Regions from separate parts of the Homo sapiens genome. Here region 1 is linked to region 2. A link is a contact called in ENCODE POLR2A ChIA-PET data. All regions are on one chromosome and are shown on one strand. Each heading gives the region's core, a stretch centred on a gene start or an enhancer-like site at or near the end of the contact. The rest is flanking DNA. Distances are from core to core; before and after follow the strand shown. Region 1 overlaps RAI1 (retinoic acid induced 1). Region 2 holds the start of CTC1 (CST telomere replication complex component 1).

Region 1 (3,991 bases), core at 1,057-3,556, 9.4 Mb after region 2:
TCCAGGCCCCAGAAGCCAACTGTGGAGTGGGCAAAATAGGACCTTTCCCACCAGCCTAGCATCCCTCTGGCTTCTGTGGAGATAAAGGGAACTCAGGGGTACTGGAGCTGCCTTTCTCTTCCACTAGACTGTGGGGCTCTCATAGGCAGGGACCCTGTCTTACTCCTCTTTGTTTTATTTTTGAGACAGGGTCTTGCTGTGTGGCCCAGGCTGGAGTGCCTTGGCACAAACACAGCTCACTTCAGCCTCAACCTCCAGGGCTCAAGCGATCCTCCAGCATCAGTCTCCTGAGTAGCTGGGATCACAGGCGCCCGACACCACACGTAGCTAATTTTAAATTTTTTTTTTTTTCTAGAGACAGGGGTCTTGCCATGGCTGGTCTTGAAGTCCTGGGCTCAAGCGATCCTCCCTCTTTGGCCTCCCAAAGTGCTGGGATTACAGGAGTGAGTCACTGCACCCAGCCTTACTCCTCTTTAGACTCCCAAGCCTAGACCAATTGCTTTCAAATTCTTGCCCGTGACCTATAGTAAGAAATACATCGTAGGTAACTACACAGGTCACACTGTATATAGCTGAAACAAAAGTTTACTGAAATAACTCCCTTACTGTGTCTGCTGGTCTGTAATCCTTTTTGTTCTTGTGTATTTGTTTTTTTTTTAATTACTGATTGCTACCCACGAAATTAATTTTGCAATCCACTGATGGGTCATACCCAGAATTTGAAAAAAACAAGCCTAGGAAATGAATTTGCCATCTATTCATGCAACAAATGTTAATTGCAACCCTAATAATTCCTCTCATGTTAAACTACTCAAGTAACACTTGGATACTTGGGTGAAAAATGCAAATAAGCCAGAAATATATGTAGTAAAAGTAAAAGTTCCCTTGGCACCCTCCCTGCAGGTAACCCCAGTTAATAGTTTGAACGTATCCTTCCAGACTTTTTGTTACTCACTTAATGCATATATATATATATATATATATATATATATATATATGTATGTATGTATGTATATTACATATACCAATCCATGCATAGTTTTCTTTTTCCCCAAGTGAGGACATACTGTGGGCTCTTCCTCGGCAGCTTCCTTTTTCCTCTCCGTTTGTCTTGGAGAGGTTGGTTGTGTGGCGAAGTCCTTCAGGGCAAGTTCTGGGTTGACTCCTGGCTCCACCACATACTGAACAGGCCATTTACCTCTCTGTGCCTCAGTGTCCCCATCTTTACAATCAGGAGAATAACAGTACAGACCTCACGGTACTGAAGTAAAGATGCAGTGAGTTAATCCATATGAAGTTTAGAGCAGTGCTTTTGCCAATAAATGCTGATTGCTGCCGTCATTGTTGTATTGTTATTGCTGTTCTATCTCCATGGCAGCCCATGTTTGAAATGCATTGCTTTCCACAGCTGCCTGTGGCCATGGCATGGGTGTCTTTTTCCTCCCCTATCCAACGTGTGGCTCCACAGGGAGGGAGGAGGTGCAACAGCAACGGTGTGCGCAGAGCAGCGTCTCTGCGGGAGAGGCACCTGGGCACTGGGCCCAAGGGAACAGGGATTTTCCAAGGACCCACTGTTTCCAAAGTTCTGTGCTTAATGTCGGGGTCCAAGCAGGAAGCATCCCTGCACTTGACCACAAGAAGGTCACAGCCCAGTGGGTGATTGGGACCCAGCTCATAGCCAAGGCCTCGACCAGAGCTGGAGGCTTCCTGGAGGAGGGGCCTTTGAGCAGGTGCTTCAGGCACGGCGAGGTAAGAGTGAGAGGAGCATTCCTGGCAGAGGGAACACAGTGAGCAGAGCGAGTCTTTGGAAGCTGGAAGGGATGTGGCCTGTGTGCTGTAGCCAAACAAGAGGGGAGGACTTGGCTCAGAAAGAATGGTGGCGGAAGAGGTTGGGCTGTTGCTGGGACCTCCTCACTGGCCTCCCTGCCTCCATCCTGTCCCCTCCCAGGTGCTGGCCAGCAGCACTGTCAGAGCGATCGTTCTAAACCCAGCAGATAACCTCCAGTGGCTCCTGCTGCCTTATGAATAAAGGTCCCATCTGTAGTTCTTCCCATGCTGTCCAGGGCCATTTCTGGTGTCCTCTGCCTGCCCTGTCCTCATTCAGTCCTGTCCCCTCCAGCCACAGCTGGCACCTCCTTGTTAAGGTGCAGCCATGTGCATCCTTGCCTCTGTGCATCGGGCTGGGCTGTTCCTTCCACCTGGGATGCCCCTCACCTTCCTCCCTGCCGCCCCAGACCAAAACAGACGTCCTGTCTCCTCCTCCTCTGACCTCCGAGGCAGAATGAGTCATCTCCCTTTGTCTATACTCGTGGCATAGCGTTTATCACGGAATTATCGGCAATTCTGCCAGTGTCTGTCCTCCCCATGAGGCTGAAGCATCGAGGCCTGAAAGCACGTCTCCTTGCTCTCTCCGGCCCAGTGCCAAGGGCGAGGCCTAGAACACAGGACGCTCAGAAATGCTTCCTGGCAGGAGGGCCAGGTGAGGTGGAGAGGGTGAGAGCCCCAACATTGTCTCCCGTGGGCCCCTTTGATCTTTAGCAAGGGCATGCTCAGGTCTGTGTGGATCTTGTGCTGTCAGCCTTTAGATGAGTGGGGTGAGGGGCTTGGTGGGGTCGGGGGGCAGGGGGAGGTGGCGGGCAGCTTCCCCAGGCTGCTTCCTGAGGGGGCTGGGAGAAACTGGCTCATCCTGTTCCCCAGTGATTGAGGCAGAGCTGTGCCCTGTTCCTGGTGGGTCACTGGGGATCTGAGATTGGAATGTGACACCAGGGAAGGGGAGGCAGGGTGGGAGGCAGGGCTTGGAGGTACAGGCTGGGGCTTGGCTGGCAAAGGACAGATTTCGCTCCACTGGTTCTTGAACCCGTGTGTGTGTGTGTGTGTGTGTGTGTGTGTGTGTGTGTGTGCACGCGCGCGCCGGGGAGGGGAGAGATGGGGAAGAGAAAAACATGAGGGCAGAGAGGTGGAGTGGGGGTGGAGGACCTGGGGAGTGGTGAGCAGGGACAGGGAGAGATGGAAGTGGGGGGACGGCAAGGAGTGAGGGAGAAGTTCCTGCTGCTGCTGCTGGAGAGTATGAAGAGTGTGCTTAGGGCCAGGAAGGAAAGCAGCCAGGCGCATCGTCTCACACCACCATCAGCCATGCCTTCCTTCGTCTGTCCAGCAGACAACCCTAAGTGTTCTCTTGCTTGGCTCCATGCTTGCATGGCCCCAGACAGGAGCAAGCCTGTGGTCCAGGCTTCGCACCCTTGAAGTCTAGGGGCCAGGTGAACAATGAGCATCCGGTTTCTTTCTTTTTTTTGAGATGGAGTCTTGCTCTGTCGCCCAGGCTGGAGTGCAATGGTGCGATCTCAGCTCACTGCAACCTCTGCCTCCCGGGTTCAAGCAATTCTCTGGCTCAGCCTCCCAAGTAGCTGGGATTACAGGCGCCCACCACCACGCCCGGCTAGTTGAGCAACCTCTTTCTGCACAAAGTGATCAGGCTGGGGGAGAGAAGGTGCCCAGAATGCTGTGCAGAGGCAGGAGAGGAGGGTGGAGCAGGCGAGCATGGGGTAGGGGGCAGGGAAGCCATGTGTTAGGCACTATGGTGGGGAGCCAGGACTGCTGGGGAGTCTTCCTTTCCTCTCTGGCCTCGGTCTCATCTGTAAATGGGGGAAGAGTGGACTGCTCTTGCACTGATGGTCTGTGGACCCAAGTCACCCACTCCTTGGGCATGAGAAACCAGGGACCCCGTGGAGACAGCTGATAGAACAGGGACAGCAGGCATGCTCAGAGCGTCTGCAGGCCCATGGTCAGGGGGCTTGAGGGAGAACATGCAGAATCCAGTGGAGCTTGGGTTCGCCTCCTAGAGTTCCCTTCTTGGAGACTGTGCTCATCTGGAAGGCGAGATAGGGTCGGGGTAGGGGAAGGAGCACTGGATTCGGAATCAGGAAAAGTGGTTGAGTTTTAACTGCAGCATCCCTCGGGCAAGTCACTTTCCCTCTGTGAGGGTCAGTTTCCT
Region 2 (4,009 bases), core at 1,510-4,009:
GTTAAAAGGAAAAAAAAGTCTTCAAGTTCTAGATGTCTTCAGCATCCTTGTGGACAGCCCTACCACTGACTTTCAGCCCACTTCAGCCACACACTCATTCATGGTCAGAGTTGTGGAAGGCAGACCAAATCACCATTCAGAGTTGCCCCACCAGTATAAGCAAAGTTCCGACTCTCACGCTTTTTGTCTTCCTCTCCCAGTATTCTTTTGTAGTTCCTGTTTCTCGGATGGCCTATCCTTTGCTTGGTGCACTGAATACGACTGTCTCTCAAAGTGATCCCATGGCTTCAAGGTAAAATTACCTAAGTTTTGTTAAAAAGGCAAATTCGTGTTTTCATCTACTGAGTAAAAATGGAGCAGACTGGATGTGGTGGCTCTCGCCTGTAATCCCAGCACTCTGGGGGGCCAAGGTGGATCGCTCGAGCCCAGTAGTTCACTACTAGTCTGGGCAACAAGGCAAAGACCCGTCTCTACAAAAAAGAAAAATTAGCTGGGCATGGTGGCTCGTGCCTGTAGTCCCAGCTACTCGGGAGGCTGAGGTGGGAGGATCACCTGAGCCTGGGAAGGTTGAGACCCGCCTGGGCAACATGGTGAAACTCTAAAACAATTCAAAATTAGCTGGATTAGCCTGGCGTGGTAGCACATGCCAGTAGTCCCAGCTACTTGGGAGGCTGAGGTGGGAGGATCACCTTAGCCTGGGAAGGTTGAGACCCGCCTGGGCAACATGGTGAAACTCTAAAACAATTCAAAATTAGCTGGGTTAGCCTGGCGTGGTAGCACACGCCAGTAGTCCCAGCTACTTGGGAGGCTGAGGTGGGAGGATCGCTTGAGCCCAGGGAGGTTGAGGCTGCAGTGAGCCATGATGGTGCCACTGCACTCTAGCCTGGGTGACAGAGTAAGACCTTGTTTCAAAAAAAAAAAAAAAAAAAAAAAGGAGGGAGGAAGAGGAAGATCCAGATTAATACAGGCTGAAGTTTAAGAACACAATATGCTTTCCCACAATTATCTCAACCACTGCATGGGTTTAACAGCCATGGCCAGATGATGATTGTTCCTGTATGTCTACTTTAGCTGAGATCTCATTCCTGAGCTTTAGTCCTATCCATCTGCCAGACTCTCCATGGCCAATCCACAGGCAGCACACATGCCCAACACTGAACTTTCCACAAAACCCTGTCCTTTTCTAGAACTCTTCTAGTGTTATGTTCACTAACTTAGCAAATAGTACCCTTAACCAAACAGTTGTTCTATCCTGAAACCTAGATGTCCTCCTTAGCTCCTTCCTTTCCCTACATAGGTCCCAGTCCTGGCTGGGTGCAGTGGCTCACGCCTGTAATCCCAGCAGTTTCGGAGGCCAAGGCGGGCAGATCACGACGTCAGGAGATCGAGACCATCCTGGCTAACATGGTGAAACACCGTCTGTACTTAAAAAAAAGAAAAAAAATACAAAAATGAGCTGGGCATGGCGGCGCGTGCCTGTATGCCTGTAATTCCAGCTACTCGGGAGGCTGAGGCAGAAGAATCGCTTGAACCTGGGAGGCAGAGGTTGCAGTGAGCCGAGATCGCGTCACTGCACTCCAGCCTGGTGACAAAGCTAGACTCCGTCTCAAAACACACACACACACACACGCACACAAACCAATCCTTTAGATTGTATTTTCTTAACATCTTATTTATTTATTTATTTATTTATTTATTTATTTATTTATTTATTTGAGATGGAGTCTGGCTCTGTCGTCCAGGCTAGAGTGCAGTGGCGCGATCTCGGCTCACTGCAACCTCCACTTCCGTGGTTCCCTGCTCAGCTTCCTGAGCAGCTGGGATTACCGGCGTGTGCCACCACACCCAATTACCCTCATGTTAAAGTCGCTGCTTAGCAAGAGGTACAAAACTGTCAGCTCTGACCCCTCCACCACCACCCAACTGAACTTTTGAGTTTTTCAGACACCTGCTCTATCCTCCTGCCTTTGAATATGTGTTTGCTTCCGTCCTGAAACCCCTTCCGGCGCTTTTTTTTTTTTTTTTTTTTTTTTGACAGAGTCTCGCTCTGTTGCCCAGGCTGGAGTGCTGTGGCACAATCTCAGCTCACTGCAGCCTCCGTCTACCCGGTTCAAGCGATTCTCCTGCCTCAACCTTCTGAGTAGCTGGAATTACAGGTGCGCGCCACCACGCCCGGCTAATTTTTGTATTTTTAGTAGAGATGAGGTTTCACCATGTTGGTCAGGCTGGTCTCGAACTCCTGACCTCAAGTAATCCGCCCGCCTCCGCCTCCCACAGTGCTGGATTACAAGCGTGAGCCACCACACCCAGCCCCTTTCGGCGCTTTTTGCCTTCTACACGCACTTCGGGTCTCAGACGCTTTTACTTATTATGGTTGCCCTTTTCCCCTACAGCTCCGTCAAGGGTCTTCTCCAGGAACCCACAGCCCCATAGTTCCCCCATTAACCTGCTCCTGGTTTCCCACCAGGATTAAACCCTAGAGAGTGAACGGAGACCAGTTTAAGGCTCACAGCGGGCGCCGCGTGAATGAGGGAATAAACATTCGCAGAACCAGTAAGAGGTAGGAGCGGACCGACTCACAACCCCCTCACCCATGGGCCGGACGCGGCCAGCGAGCCCAGAGAGACAAGGCAGAGGAAATAGGAAGAGAAAGAGTATCTGTGACAAACAAGAAAAAAGGAACAAGAGACGTAATAGCAGCACTCACGGAGGAAGGGACCTGGGCCCGGCCAGCCGCCATGATGCGCCGGAGCTCCGCCCCCGGGAGGGGCAGGTGCTCGCTTGGGGGTGGGGATGGGGGTGGGGGGGCGCTCGGTGACGTCACCGGTGAGCGGGTTTCCTCGCCACCTCCAGCTCCTTCTCGCTGCTCACCCCCTCGCTTCCTAGAGACTCCGCGAGGCGCCTCGGTGCACCATCCCAACTCCCGACACCCCTGTCTCTTTTCTCTGATTTTTTTTTTTTTAAGACGAAGCCTGGTTCTGTCGCCCAGGCTGGAGTGCAGTGGCGCGATCTCGGCTCACTGCAACCCCCGCCTCCCAGGTTCAAGGGATTTTCCGGCCTCAGCCTCCTGAGTAGCTAGGATTACAGGCACCTGCCACCACCACGCCCGGCTAATTTTTTTTTTTTTTTTTTTTTTTGTATTTTTAGTAGAGACGGGGTTTCACCATGTGGCCAGGCTGGTCTCAAACTCCTGACCTCAGGTGATCCACCCGCCTCAGCCTCCCAAAGTGCTGGGATTACAGGCGTGAAACACAGCCCCTGGCCCTCTCTGATTTTTTTGAGACGAGGTCTCGCTCTATCGCCCAGGCTGGAGTGCAGCGGCGCCATCTCGGTTCACTGCAGCCTCGACCTCCCGGGCTCAAGCGATCCTCCCACCTCAGCCCACCAAGTAGCTGGGATCGCAGGCTTGCACCGCCACACCCGGCTAATTTTTGTATTTTTCTGTAGCGACATGGTTTCGCCATGTTGCCCAGACTGGTCTCGAACTCCTGGGCTCAAGCGATCTGCCCGCCTCGGGCTCCCAAAGTGCTCGGATTACAGGCGGGAGCCACCGCGCCCAGCCTCCGTCTCCCTCCTAAGTGACATCCTGTCCGGCATCCCGCAGGCCTTCAGATGGATGGGGTAGCAGAGCTCAGGAACTCAAACACAGCCCGCCTGGTGGATGACTTCTAAGCATCTTTCAGTCTCCCTGATCTTGCCAAGCAGAGAAGGGCTTCCTCGTAATGCCACCAAAGCACAACTTTCACATGCTTGCTTTATGGCCTTAACTAACTGATGTCATTACTTAACTGTCCCCGCGGGGACGGGGAACTGAATGTATTTTCACAAACGTCAGTTCAAGACAGATTTGTGGGAGAAACCACCTGGGGATAAACCTCTCCCCACCAAGAACCTAGAATTCGGCCGGGTGGCTGGGGAAAAGTGGGCGGGGCGTAGTCGCCCCGGCGCTGGCAGGTCCAGTCTCTGCCCGCGGCGCACGCGGATGACGTAACAAACGCGCGCGACGATT

What was found. ChIA-PET counts read pairs that join two places held with the same protein, here RNA polymerase II (POLR2A).
Region 1: POLR2A ChIA-PET joins it to region 2 with 10 read pairs in activated naive CD4-positive, alpha-beta T cell. The contact joins the enhancer-like site here to the promoter of CTC1 in region 2. POLR2A ChIA-PET finds 5 or more read pairs at or near these places in 2 of 52 experiments (activated CD4-positive, alpha-beta T cell and activated naive CD4-positive, alpha-beta T cell).

What each region holds. Positions count from the first base shown.
Region 1 is chr17:17,683,710-17,687,700 of GRCh38, forward strand. All of the region lies in intron 1 of RAI1 (retinoic acid induced 1), which reads left to right. Among named protein-coding and RNA genes, the nearest start is that of RAI1, 4.2 kb to the left of the region's middle. Within about 2 kb of position 2,307, at least 22 of the 41 ENCODE cell types and tissues checked have a DNase peak (open chromatin) inside an H3K27ac peak, as active enhancers do.
Region 2 is chr17:8,245,297-8,249,305 of GRCh38, forward strand. It overlaps CTC1 (CST telomere replication complex component 1), which reads right to left and starts at 2,760. Exons shown (of 23, transcript NM_025099.6): 1 at 2,708-2,760. The coding sequence starts at 2,740. It overlaps PFAS (phosphoribosylformylglycinamidine synthase), which reads left to right and starts at 3,993. Exons shown (of 28, transcript NM_012393.3): 1 at 3,993-4,009. RefSeq lists enhancers at 2,557-2,696, 3,177-3,296, 3,421-4,009 and a silencer at 2,787-2,836.